Regions from separate parts of the Mus musculus genome. Here region 1 is linked to region 2. The links are chromatin loops, found by intact Hi-C in ENCODE. Cell type or tissue: gastrocnemius. All regions are shown on one strand. Links, peaks and the distances in the headings refer to the core of each region. The heading gives the core; the rest is flanking DNA.

Region 1 (10,125 bases), core at 1-2,500, 48 kb after region 2:
ATGAGATGTCAGACTGGCAAGTTTTGCTAAGCTTGAAGGAACATTCTAGGAAAATGTTGTTCAAAATGTGGCACATGGACCAGTGCCCCCTGCAAACTGCTAACTGGTCCCTGGTGATTGGACAGTTGGACCAAACCCTCAGGGTTGGTAAGATGGCTCTGTGGGTAACGGTGCTTGCTGTCTGGCAGGAGGACATGTGCCACATGAGTTATTCTCTGAACTCTGTGCACGCATATACACTGAGTGTGATAAATGTTTATAAGTTTTATCTCGTGTCCCAAAGTATAGTGTATTCAGTGGAACACTAATCTTTTTTCATTATTTAAATTAATTGTTTGTTTGTTTATTGGTTTCTTGAGACAGGGTTTCTCTGTGTAGCCCTGGCTGTCTTGGAACTCATTCTGTAGACCAGGCTGGCCTTAAACTCAGAGATCTGCTTGCCTCTGCCTCCCGAGTGTGTCCCCACTGCCTGGCTTTTATTTTTCTTAAGATGACATAATTACATCATTTCTTCCTTCCCCTTTCTTCTTCCAAACCCTTCCATAAACCCCTCCTTGCTCTTTTTAAAATCCATGGCCTCTTTATTCACTAATAGTTGTTACATACATACATACATACATACATATATATATATATTCCTAAATACATAAGTACAAGCTGCTCAGTCTGTTACATGTATGTATGTTTCCAAAGTAGACCATTTTGTATTGGGCAACCAACTGGTGTGCTCTTCCCTGGGAAAGATGATTTCTCCCGCTCTCAGAATCCCTTAGTTGTCTGTAATTCTTTGTGTAGGATTGAAGCCTTCTGGGCTTCCCCTCTCAACCTCTGCTCTCTTTAGCGTGTCTATTGTTGTTATCCTGGGAACACTATGTTCAAAGACACTTGGAAACTAAAATACTGTTTATGGGGCTGGAGAGACAGATCAGTTGAGTATGAACTCGGCTTATGGAGAACTCATGTTCTGAGCACCCATCAAAGAGTTCACAACTCTGCTCCAGGAATCTGATGCTCTCTTCTGGCCATTGTAGGCACTGCACCCATGTGAACACCACCGCCCCGCCCCCACCCCAATGACATTTTAAATAAATCTTTTAAAAATACTGTTTTTTAAAACCTGTAATTAATTCTCTATTTCCTGTATTGAGAAAGTCTTCCTATGAAACAAATACCACCTGAGGGAAGCGATGTACTTCTATTCTGGAGCTATTTCTGAATCTCCTGGTATGTAGACTGGGTCCTGGACCAGAGGCTGGAAAATATGGTCACAGGCTACTTATAGCCTATTGCCTGGTTTTGCAAATAGTGTGTATGTACACAATGCAAGTTTGTAGTTGATGTGTGAGTGTACTTGGAGAGGTTGGTCACATGGTACCATACATGAATTTAGAGGACAACCTGGGGTGTCAGTCCTTGTCTCCCACCTTGTTTTGAGACAGGGTCTCTTTGTGCTTTTTAAATGGGTTAGCCAGAATAGCTGGCCCATGACCTTCCAGGGATTCTCCTCTTTGCTTCCAACTCGCCATCGAAGCGCTGGGATTAAAGATGCTTAGGTGACTGCATCCAGATTTTACATAGATTCTGGAGATTTGAACTCAGGTCTTTCTTCATGCTTGCATGGTAAGTGCTTTTAGCCTCTGCGCCACTGCTTCAGCCCCATAAATGAATGTTGTCAGCACACAGGCATGCTCGTTCATTGCACATTCTGCACAGCTGTGCTCATGTTATCTCGAGCTTGGCTGAGCAGCTAAGAGAGATGGTGACAAAGTCTGCCTCACCTTTCACAGAAACAGCCTTGAGCAAGCCTGTTCACTCTCTGGGCCTGAGTGGCCTCATTCAGATGTGCACTAAGTCAGTGACCACATTTCCCACTGGCCCCCCCTTTCATCCATGGGGGTCAGGTGGCCCAAGCCGGTGAGTCCCTGAGCAGCAAGACCAGCCTGCCCTCCTCACCCTCTCCCCTCACCAGGGCCTGGACCTCAGGTGGAGCCTCTTCAGGTACTGGTTCAGGTTCAGGTTCTGGCTCTGGCTCTGGCTCTGGCTCTGGCTCTGGCTCTGGCTCTGGCTCTGGCTCTGGCTCTGGCTCTGGTTCCTGCTGAGGTTCTGGCTCCGGTTGTGGGTTGGCCTCTGGTTTCGACTCTGTTTCTGGCTGTGGTCCTGCTGTCTCCACGGTCTTCTGAGGGGTCCCCGGAGGCTGAGGCAGCACCCTTTGGACCCAGCCCAACATCCTGACACCTGTAAGCAACATAGTCTTTAACTGAATGAGCGCAGGCATCCTCCTCACTCATGGCTACTTTGTGGGTTGCACTAGCCCTTTACTGCACCCTGTCTTTTAAAATAATCCTGCAGTAGGGCTGGAGAGATGGCGCCAAGGTTAAGAGCACTTGCTGCTCTTCTAGATTTGATTTTCCATACATGTTTTACAGCACCCATGTCAAGCAGCTCATAAGCTCCTATAACTCCAGTTACAGGAGATCTAATACTTTCTTCTGGCCCGTGAGCCCCTAAACATACATGGACTACACACACATACACATTAAAAATAAATAGTTTTAAAAGTTTCTTCTACACACACACAGATACGCATTCTTGCCCCTGTGGTCTGAATTCCAGTATATGACACGTTCTGTATCATGTGTGACCTTTGAGCATGGCTCCTTTCACTGAGTATATGCATCTGGAATTCCTTTCTAAGGGTTCCTGTCACTAATTCATTTATTTCTATTAAGGAGTAGTAAGTATTCTATGGCATGGATTTTTGCATACCTTGCTTATCTGTTTCCAAGCTGAAGGAACTGTTTGCGGTGGGGGGGGGGGGGGGGTTCATATAAAGCATATATAAAAAATATTTCTTCAAATGTTATCGAAGGCTAGCTATTGAAAAGGATCTCAGTGTTCATCAGGGGTGAGGCCTGCATTAAATAGACTGTAATGCAGCCCATAACACAATATGCAGAAATGCTGGAAAGAAGACGCACATTCGTTGGAACAGGAGACACACACGTTCTAGCACTCTCGTGAGTCAGACTCCCTGTGTCTCTGTTTGCCTGCCTGCAGAGTGGGAGCACTGAAGCCTGTCATGGTGGCACCCACTTAAACTCCAGCACTTGAGTGGCAGAGGCAGAAGAATCCAGGCCAGCCAGCCTGAACTAACAAAAGCAAGAGACATCGAGAGTGCCTACCTTGTACGCAGAGTGTAAGAGAGTCAGGCATAACAGCCATTAAGAAAGCCCGGCATGGTGGCACATGCTTTTGATCCCAGCATTTGGGAGGCAGAGACAGGCAGATCTCTGCAAGTCCTGGGCCGGCTATACAGCTATATGGTGAAATGCTATCTCAAAACAAACAAAGCCAATCAAACAGAAACTGGTATAGGCAGCATTCTTAGACCAGTGACTGAGCCCTCACCACATCTGGAGTCATCTGTTCAGATATCATCTGCTGTCCAGTGACTGGCCCATGTTTCATAAAGGCTGGCCATGACTACAAGGACAGGTACTGAGTGTGAATACCAATTATGGAATATCATGTACTGCAGAAGCCCACAACAGAGAAGAAACACCAGTGACTTGTGGACAGAAAAATCTAAGATAACATTAGCCATGTGCTTTCATGCCAGTTGTTGGGAGGCAGAGGCAGGTAGATTTCTGTAACGCCATCATGCTTTACATAGCAAGGTCCAGACCAGCCAGAGCTACACAGTGAGACTTCTCTCAAAAATAAATTAAAAAATAAATAACCATACATCATTTTTTTTAGCTTTTAGAATAAAATACCAGTTGGACTTCCGTCATGGTTGGTGATGGCCAGTTTCTACCTTAAGCATGATATTAAGCACGTGGGGGAGCCAAGCTCCAAGAGACTGAATTCTTGCAGGATGGCCTGGCTCGGTGGTACGATCAAAGCTGACATGTACACAAGCCCAGGAAAGGCCACCCAGGACACAGACCTACCAAGGTTGTGCCTCTCTGTCTGTCTCTTCAAGGACCCTTAGAAAAATAGTAGCCCCATAGCCAGCTTCCCAGAGTTCATTGCCAGGCTGCTTGACCAACCCCTAACCTTGACCTCTGACCCAGCACTGGCTCAGCTTCTCCCAGAACAACCTCTACGAAAACAAAGCTTAAGCTTTGGAGGAACATCAGCCTACAGAAAATTAACTGGGGCCAGGGACAATCAATGGGTTCTTCTAGTCCTCTGCTGGCTTGGGGTGAGAACACAGCGACTTCCTCCCAAGGTCACACGTTGGGAATGGCAGAGCACACAGATCCCCGCCAGCTCCCAGCAGTCCTGAGAACCAGACCTGAAGAAAGCCCTCCTCCACACCTGGCTTCCACATCCCCTTGATAACACTCATTCTCCTGACAATCTTGCCTGCCCCCTACTCCCTGTAAGTGGGATATCCATTCTCAGGTCAATAGACTTGCCTAAGGGGACTCTGGCCAAGATAAGTATACTCTGAGATCTGCCCTTGGGTCCTGACTGCCTTCTCTTGACTTCTGCTGTAGTGGGCAGTGAACCTAGCTTGAATTTTTGAACTGTCTGGAGGTTATCTAGGCAAGCAGCCTCTTAGCCCAGTTTTTCCTTGACCGGAATCTGGAGGCCTGTCTTGCTGCCCTCCCACTTTGAAGGAAGAGAACCTGGAGGTAGCCACCCAGGAATCTGAAGTGTTAGACCACCAGGATTCTGAGAATCTTCTGGGAGAGCTGGAAAAAACAGATTCCTAGCCTCCCCCAAACCCTCTGGGGGTATCAAATCCACATTTCTCAGGTTGCGCTGGAGATAGCAAAGTCTAAGCCACAGGATAGAGTGTGGGGACCACGCATCATAGCTCTCCTGCCTGCTCTATTTATCACCTAAAAGCCCCGCTAAAAGCTGAGCGTGGTGATCCCCCAAGGAGTCCCACTGAGCCCCCATTTCATGTTGAGTTACCTGTTCAGATGTCAGCGGCTAGCCAGGAATTGCCTTCTCAGTGCCCCAGCAGCTGGCCTCTCAGACCCAGCCAGGATTAATTGGCACTAGATGGGCCGGGTGCAAAGGATTAGCATGTGCAGAATCGGGGGCAGGGTAGAAAGATGACTGGCACCCAGGGAAGCAAGCAGCAACCCCCACGGGTCCAGCAGTGTCCTAGACATAGGGCCCTTTGAGTTACTAGGGAACCTGCTCCAAGCCAGGATCTGTCTTCCCACAGAATGTGACAAAGCCAGAGAAAGGCTGCAGGACAACCAATAGCCAGGGTACCTGTGTGCTTCTGGGAGCCTCCTCAAGGTGACAGGAACCCATCAGCTCAGTCTGGGGGACAAGAGTGTGTCCTTCTCTCCTGCTCTGGTGCTGGGACTCAGTAGGATATCTGTGGCGGAGTCTTTAACAGCTTAAAGCATTATCACAAAAACCATTGGCCCGGGACAAGACCTTTAGCCAAAATCTGTATTAATCTACATTTCCAGAGAAGCAGAACCATGTGACCTGGGACAACTATGTCTTATGCCAAGCAAGGTGTTTTGTTTTGTTTTGTTTTGTTTTTGGATGCAAAGTATTTTATTTTTAAACTTGTAAAGTTGGAACACAAGATCGCCTGGTTTAGATGAGTTTCCGAGCTGAATGCACTTGCCTGGAGCTCAGTTTCTGGCTGATGAACAGTTCCTAATACCCTATGTGGGTGCCTACGTTCTGATCTGTGGGTGGTGAGCCGACCAGCGTCCGTCCGGCTGATAACGCCACTTTATGCCTTGGTAAGGGCTTAACAACCTTTAGGCATTGTTGTAGCCTTACACAGCCAGTGCTGCCCCGAATGTCTCCTGAGAAGCATAAAGCATGTACAAAAGGGTGTCCACTCCATCTCCCTCACTCTCAGAGACAGGTGTGGACACACTCACCATGCTGTGCCCATTCACCAGGAAGAAGAAGGCTTGGTTAGCATTGAGCTGCAAGCGCCGTCTAATTATCATGATGAGTTTGCTCATATTCACATGATCTGGAACTTGGTCTTGTCCAGGACGGGCAGCTGTTTCTCCCCCTTGTGTCGCTCTATAGTCACTGGGATCTTGGTGGGGTGCTGCTCCCGGATGAGCCGGACATCTTCCACTCTTTGTTCAAAGCTCTGGCGCTGCTTGAAGGTCTTCTCAGACGGCATATGGGGTGGGGTGGGGGTGGGGGTCCCAGATCAGACGATCTGGCTCCCATGACGATCACTTCCCTTGTGTCACCAATCAAGCTTATTAAGAAACAGTATCTTGGGCTGGAGAGGAGGCTCAGATGCTCTTCCCGAGATCCTACTGAGTCCCAGCATCAGGGCTGGGGATCAAGGACACACTTTTGTTCCTAACAACTACATCGTGGCTGAAGTGAAACTGGTTGAATGAAACTTACTTGTTTAGGGTTTCCACTGAAGCTCACTGTCCTATTACATCTGGGTTACTGTAATACAACACCTTAAATCAAGTGATTTACAAGTGACAGAAATGTACTGTTCGCTGCTGTCATAGAAGATCCAAGCAATAGAAGAGGTGGTCTCTGGGAAGTTCTTGTTCCTGGTAGGTGGTGATGTCTATGTGATATAGTCACTCCACGATTTGTTTCTGAGTCCTGGCCATGGGCACCAAGCTTGTCTCCACCTTTTGACTATAAACCACATGGCTCTGAAAATCTGCACGCAAGCCTTCAATGGCCCATGTTGACTTCTCTGCTTCCAAGGTAGGCTCTTCATATGAAGCAATTGTATTGTAAATTGCTTTGTCTTGTCTGGGTTTTTCAGAGACAGGATGTTGCTAAAATTCCCTTCCTGGAGGAAACAAAAACAATTTGTACTCCTCTTCTTCCAAGGTGCCAGTGACAATCCCAGGTACAATTCCACAAGCTCACCCTGGGGGACCAGTGAGTTCGTCAGACTTACAAAACACGGGTGAGGGGTTAATTCTGGAGTGGAGCTCCTCCCCTAAGAGTCTACACCAGAAAGTCTTTACCCAGCAAGGATGAAGACCTTTTATAGTTCGATAGAAGGAGCTACATTGCTGCCTGCCCACCATGGTATCTTCCCTTCCCTTAGCCCCTCCAAGGCTACATGCTTGCATATGACAGGTGGTAGGGAGCGGCTGCATACACATAGATGAGTATCTTATGATTCTCCTTACCCCTCAGGGGATGTAAAATGTCACCATCCCAGCTAGGATGATCTCTTGCAAGTTTGCACAGCAGAATTTCTCCGGATGGCAGCTGCTGGGCTAGGATATAGTCCTGTATGACACAGGATCAAACACCATGTAGCCATAGCTAGATTTGAACTTGGCCTCTGGAGTGCTGGGATTAGAGCTGCATGCCTAGTTCATATTCCACCTTTTAAGATCCAACTAGACTCTTAAAAAAAAAAAGATTTATTTACATATACAGTGTTTTGTCTGCATGTATGCCTGCACACCAGAAGAGGGCACCAGATCTCATTACAGATGGTTGTGAGCTGCCACGTGGTTGCTGGGAACAAGAATGTGCCCTTGTTCTCCAGCCCCTGTGCTGGGACTCAGCAGGACCTCTGGAAGAGCAGGCAATGCTCTTAACTTCTGAGATATCACTCCAGAATACTATTTCTTCATAAACTTGCTTGGCATAAGACATACTTGTCACATGCCGTGTTGATGTTGTAGCCTGTGTTGCCGCTGGAGGCCACGTCGATAGTCGTGGTCTGTGCCGCTCATGCTGTAGATCATGCTGGTGTCGATGGTCTAGACTACTGCAGCAGGACATGTCAATGTTTGTGGTCCGTGCGGCTGTTGGAGGCCGTGTTGATGTCCCTGGTCCATGCTTGCCTCCGGAAGCCATGCGGATGTCCATACTTCGTGCTGCAGCTGGAGCATGACCATGTTGGTATTTGTGGTCTGTACTTCCACCTCAGGGTATTCTGATGTCTGTAGTCCTCGCTGCCGCCAAAGGTCATGTTGATGTTCATCGTCTGTGCTGCCGCTGGCTGCTGTGGGCGATGAAGCTTCCCTTGCAGGGATATCGATGACTGCAGACTCAACTCACAATGATTAGCAAGTTTGGGCTGGTTCCCTGCACACCCTCTGCCTGCTGTTGACAGGACCGGCTCAGGGCAGCAGGAACAAGGATCAGACAAGAGCAGTGTGGATTTATCTGGCACCTGTGTTAAGGACTTCAAGAGGCAGCTTCTGTAAGGATCCCAGAAGTGTCCCATGGCAGTGCATTCGTGGTGGCAGAGGCTGCTCTGCCACAGCACAGCTCCATGTAGGAAGCATGAGAAGTGCCAGGTGCTACCACTGTGCCTCTTCCCACTAAATTCTTTAGCAAAGCTGTGTCTGTGACTGAATAGCAATTATGGGAGTGGGGTTGGGGTAGGTAGGTATAAGTCAAATTTTAAATTACTAAACTGTATATTCATATACTTTCTTATTTTTTTAAATTTGATTTTAAAATTTTTTTATTTATTTTGCAACAAGGTCACTCTATGTAGGCCTGGCTGGCCTGAAACTCACTGTGTAGACCCGGCTGGCCTTGGACTCACGGTGATTAAAGGTGTACACCACTATGCTCAGCTGTTTTCTAACTTTAAAAAAGAGTTGGACCTTGCCAGGCAGTAATGGCACAGGCCTTTAAATCAACACACAGGAGGCAGAGGCGGACAGACCTCTGAGTTCAAGGCCAGCCTGGTCTACAAAGTGAGTTCCAGGACAGTCAGGGCTACACAGAGAAACCCTGTCTTGAAAAACAAACAAAACAAAACAAAACAACAAAACAAAACAAAAGAGGTGGACCTTCGTTTAGGGGTAGGCTCAGCACCGGGCAAGTTTCTTTAAGAGAAGAACTTGGAGTGTTTTCTTAAGTTCCTTGGTCCCTAATCAAGGAGCAGCAAATCTTACAGGACTCCAATAGGACATTCTGAATGACAGGTTTAGCATTTATGCAAATTTATGCAAATCATATGTCAATATATGCAAAAGAATAGACAGCCCCAGGATTCCAAAGCTTGGGATGTCTCACTCAATTTCTGGGGGCTTTGGGATTCTGAGCGAAGCTTCCTGACAGGGAGGGAGGCTGCGGTTCCGCCAGGTAGTAAGGTAGGGCAGAATGGGGGAGGGGTGGAGTATCACTTGCTAATCCCTAGCCTGCTGAGGCCACCACTCTGCCTGATCCCTGCCCTGACCCCAGAGCCTGGCTAATCTCCACCCCTAAAGACCAAAGACAGCGTGGTATCATCTTCCCTGAGACTCATGGGGACAAGGTCCCCTCCAGGCTCCCAGGCAGCCCTGCTGCAGAGCCTGGGGTCTTTGCCTAACACAAACAGTCCTCTTAGGTCCAGAGAGAGGCAGCAGTAGCTAGTACAGGGTCACTGTTCTGGTTCTGGTTTAGGGTCTCTATTGCTATGATGAAACATCATGACCAAAGTAAGTTGGGAAGGGAAGGGTTTATTTGGCTTACACTTCCGTATCACTGAAGGAAGCCAGGACAGGAACTCAAGCAGGGCAGGATCCTGGAGGCAGGGTGCAGAGGCCATGGAGAAGAACTGCTTACTGGCTTGCTTCCTGTGGCTTGCTCCAGCCTGTTTTCTTATAGAACCCAGGACCACCAGCTCAGGGATGGTATCGTCCACAATGGGCTGGGCCCTCCCCATCAATCACTAATTAAGAAAGCCCCCTGCAGGCTTGCCTATGACTAATTTTATGGAGGCATTTCTCTGGTGGGGTTCCCTCCTCTAAGATAGCTATAACTTGTGTCACGTTGATCTAGCCAACACAGTGAAACAGGCTGGGGTGAACCCAGCAGTTATCCCTACCCTAATGTGGCCGGGTCACCTCTATAGAGCCCCAGTTCTGACATTTTCCAAGATGCTTGTCTTATGTGGCTGCCATAGAGACCCAGGGAATAGATGTCCAGTGCCTAGGGATCCTGGCAGCCTGTGTTGCCCAGGGTTACCAGGAGCTTCGTCCTCACAATCAGGTTGCACTGGGCATTGTCTCTGTGATGCTCCTTAGCCTGCAGTTGCCTGGAAGGCACGCCCACATCCTTTCTTTTGCCCACTGAGCAGCAGGAGGATAGACGGTTCTTACCTGCCTGTGCACTTGGGCCTGTGCCCTGCAGATGAGGTAGTGGCTATGGGTAAATGGTAGCAGGGTGTTCTCT
Region 2 (2,500 bases), core at 1-2,500:
TCCAGCGGGGGTGGGAGAACTACAGGTGATGGATGTGTGATGTGGCTGCAGTCACCTACCTGTCCAATCATCACAGAGAAAGCAAAGACCCCGGTAAAATAGTTCAGCAGCTGGAAGACAATCTCAAAGAGCGTCTGGGGGTCGGGCAGTCCTCCGATGGTGATGAGGGTTTTCACAGCCCAGTAGTAGCATCGAATATAACTAGTAAGAGGTGGAAAAAGGACCTTGGTCACTACAGGAACGGCCGGGCTGATCTTGTGATCCTGGTTCAGACACCCATAGGGATCCCATACAGATGCAAGAAGATGCCCCCTCCTCTCAAGTGTTACGTGGGGTGGCTGAGGCTCTGCCCCAGCCTTGTGAGAACATGCCATCCTGGGACATAGATATGGAACTGAGGTCCCAGGAGGCACCTAGCCACAGCTCCAGGCTGAGTCCTTCTGGATATCAGCAAAGGGAGGCCAGCAGGGTCAAACAACCTGACTGACTTCCCTGGGCCTTCCCACCTATGCAGGGCACCACCAAAAGCACAGGCCCAGCCGGGCGTGGTGGCACACGCCTTTAATCCCAGCACTCGGGAGGCAGAGGCAGGAGGATTTCTGAGTTTGAGGCCAGCTTGGCCTACGAAATGAGTTCCAGGATAGCCAGAGCTACAGAGAGACAGAGAGAAACCCTGTCTCGAAAAACCAAAAAAAAAAAAAAAAAAAAAAAAAAAAAAAGCACAGGCCCTAGCATGGACCATCTCCAGTCGTCTTCCTCCTCTCTAAAATGGACACAGCAGGGGAACATTCTTCCCAGGCAACTGTGAGGATGAGTGAGCTGGAAGAGTGACCAGATCCTTATATCAGTCATCAAGACTCACACAGGGACTGCACCTGCCAGCTCATGCTAATGCCCATGCAGGCCTCAGACAAGCTGGGGTATCTTAGACAAGGCTGCTTGCCACAACAGACCAGTCTGCCCTGACATTTCCTACTATACCAGTACTGGTCACCAGGGGGCGCCTGGATCACCATAGGTAGATCTAAGCAGCCCCTCCTGCCTCCGGTTCAGCCATCTAACCAATCAAACTGTGGAGGGAGCTGAGTGTTCGCGCAGCTGGGCAGTGAACCACACAGAGGGAGGAAGAGGGGTGTCCTCAAAGTCCTAGCTTTCCCCTAAATGTTTCTAGTTGGCGTAATCTGACAAGGCACTTATTGGGTCCTCCTGGAGTGGGGCGCCGCCCCAACCCCGCTCAGTGCTACAGGCTGAGACAGAACACAATGGACTGCGTTAGGCAGGAACCGGTTTTCCAAGGCTTCTTGCTCCAGCACACAGCAGATCCTCCCCCGAGGGTGGCGGCTAATTTTTAGTTTATTTATAGTTATTTGCATTTTTTGGTTATTTGTAATTTATAGTATAATTAATTTATAAACTATAAAATACTACAATATTTTATAGTTGTGATTTTTTATATTTTACAGTTTTATTTTATATAGTTATAACATTTTATGGTTATAATTTGCAGTTATTTATACTTTTGAACTTCTTGAAAAAATTTTTGTTCTTTTTCTTTTTTTTTTTTTCTGGCTTCGAACTCAGAAACCCGCCTGCTTCTGCCTCCCAAGTGTTGGGATCAAAGGCGTGTGCCACCACTGCCCAGTGAGAAGGGGGTTCTTAGATTACAGGCATAGACTCCTTTGAGACTTGAAAGAAAGCCAGAAAACAACCTAGAGCAGCTTGCATAGTCTCAGAATTTAGCTTATGTTTCTAGGCTGGGCTGTTACTGTTTCCAGAGGCCAGGTTCTGAACTTCTTCCCGGCGTGGCGGCTTTCACGGCTGGGGCAGGCACTGGCCAGGCATGCGCACCAGCCAGACGCTCACTCATTGGTTTGTTACCGTTCATCCTCACAAGAGTCCTTAGTAGCTGCTTCCTAGCACTCAGGAAGCTAGTCAGGATAGAAAGCCCAACGGCGACTTGAGCTACAGAGTGAATTCAGGGCCAGCCTGGGCAACTTAGAGAGACTGTCTTTAAAATGCTTAATTAACCACACAGAAGGCCCTGGGTTTTGTCCCCAGAGCTTATGTATAGATCATAAAGAAGCAATGAAACCAGAGGCCTGAGATTCATGTATAATGATGTGCCCTCTGTGTGTGTATATCTCTGTGTGTATGTGAGTGTGTGTTTGTGTGTGTGTGTGTGTGTGTGTGTCTGTGTGTGAGTGTGTGTGTAATACACACACGATTTGAAAGGTGTAAGAGGAAGTTCTCCACTGTCTAGTGAACTCATACTTAACACAGCCATTACACATAGCAGTGATAACTCTGTCACTGGGATTAACCAAATATATTACTGTGATGGTTTGTATATGCTCGGCCCAGGGAGTGGCACTATGCAAGTGGGTGGCCCTATTGGAGTAGGTGTGTCACTGTGGGTGTGGGTTTTAAGACCCTCACCCTAGCTGCCTCGGAGTCAGTATTCTGCTAGCAGCCTTCAGTTGAAGGTGTAGAACTCTCAGCT

Evidence for each region. A loop is a pair of places that touch in the nucleus more often than their neighbours do. Peaks named below come from ENCODE experiments on the same cell type or tissue, not always from the same donor. Only the 100,000 strongest peaks of a DNase experiment are listed, where the experiment ranks them.
Region 1: it touches region 2 in a loop (6-fold over the local background); 30 of 42 quality-filtered maps call a loop at or near these places.

Annotation. Positions count from the first base shown.
Region 1 is chr8:95,301,603-95,311,727 of GRCm38, forward strand. It overlaps Cngb1 (cyclic nucleotide gated channel beta 1), which reads right to left and starts at 4,983. Exons shown (of 33, transcript NM_001195413.1): 1 at 4,930-4,983; 2 at 1,967-2,235. The coding sequence starts at 2,227. Tepp (testis, prostate and placenta expressed) reads left to right here and starts at 9,996. Exons shown (of 8, transcript NM_199455.2): 1 at 9,996-10,088. It also overlaps the pseudogene Gm5359. In gastrocnemius, for the core only: a CTCF peak has its summit at 1,012 (motif pointing left); no DNase peak of the experiment used is centred there.
Region 2 is chr8:95,254,003-95,256,502 of GRCm38, forward strand. It overlaps Cngb1 (cyclic nucleotide gated channel beta 1), which reads right to left. Exons shown (of 33, transcript NM_001195413.1): 26 at 60-201. Among named protein-coding and RNA genes, the nearest start is that of Cngb1, 51 kb to the right of the region's middle. In gastrocnemius, for the core only: a CTCF peak has its summit at 998 (motif pointing right); a DNase peak (open chromatin) is centred at 991; H3K4me3 peaks cover 403 bases; H3K27ac peaks cover 377 bases.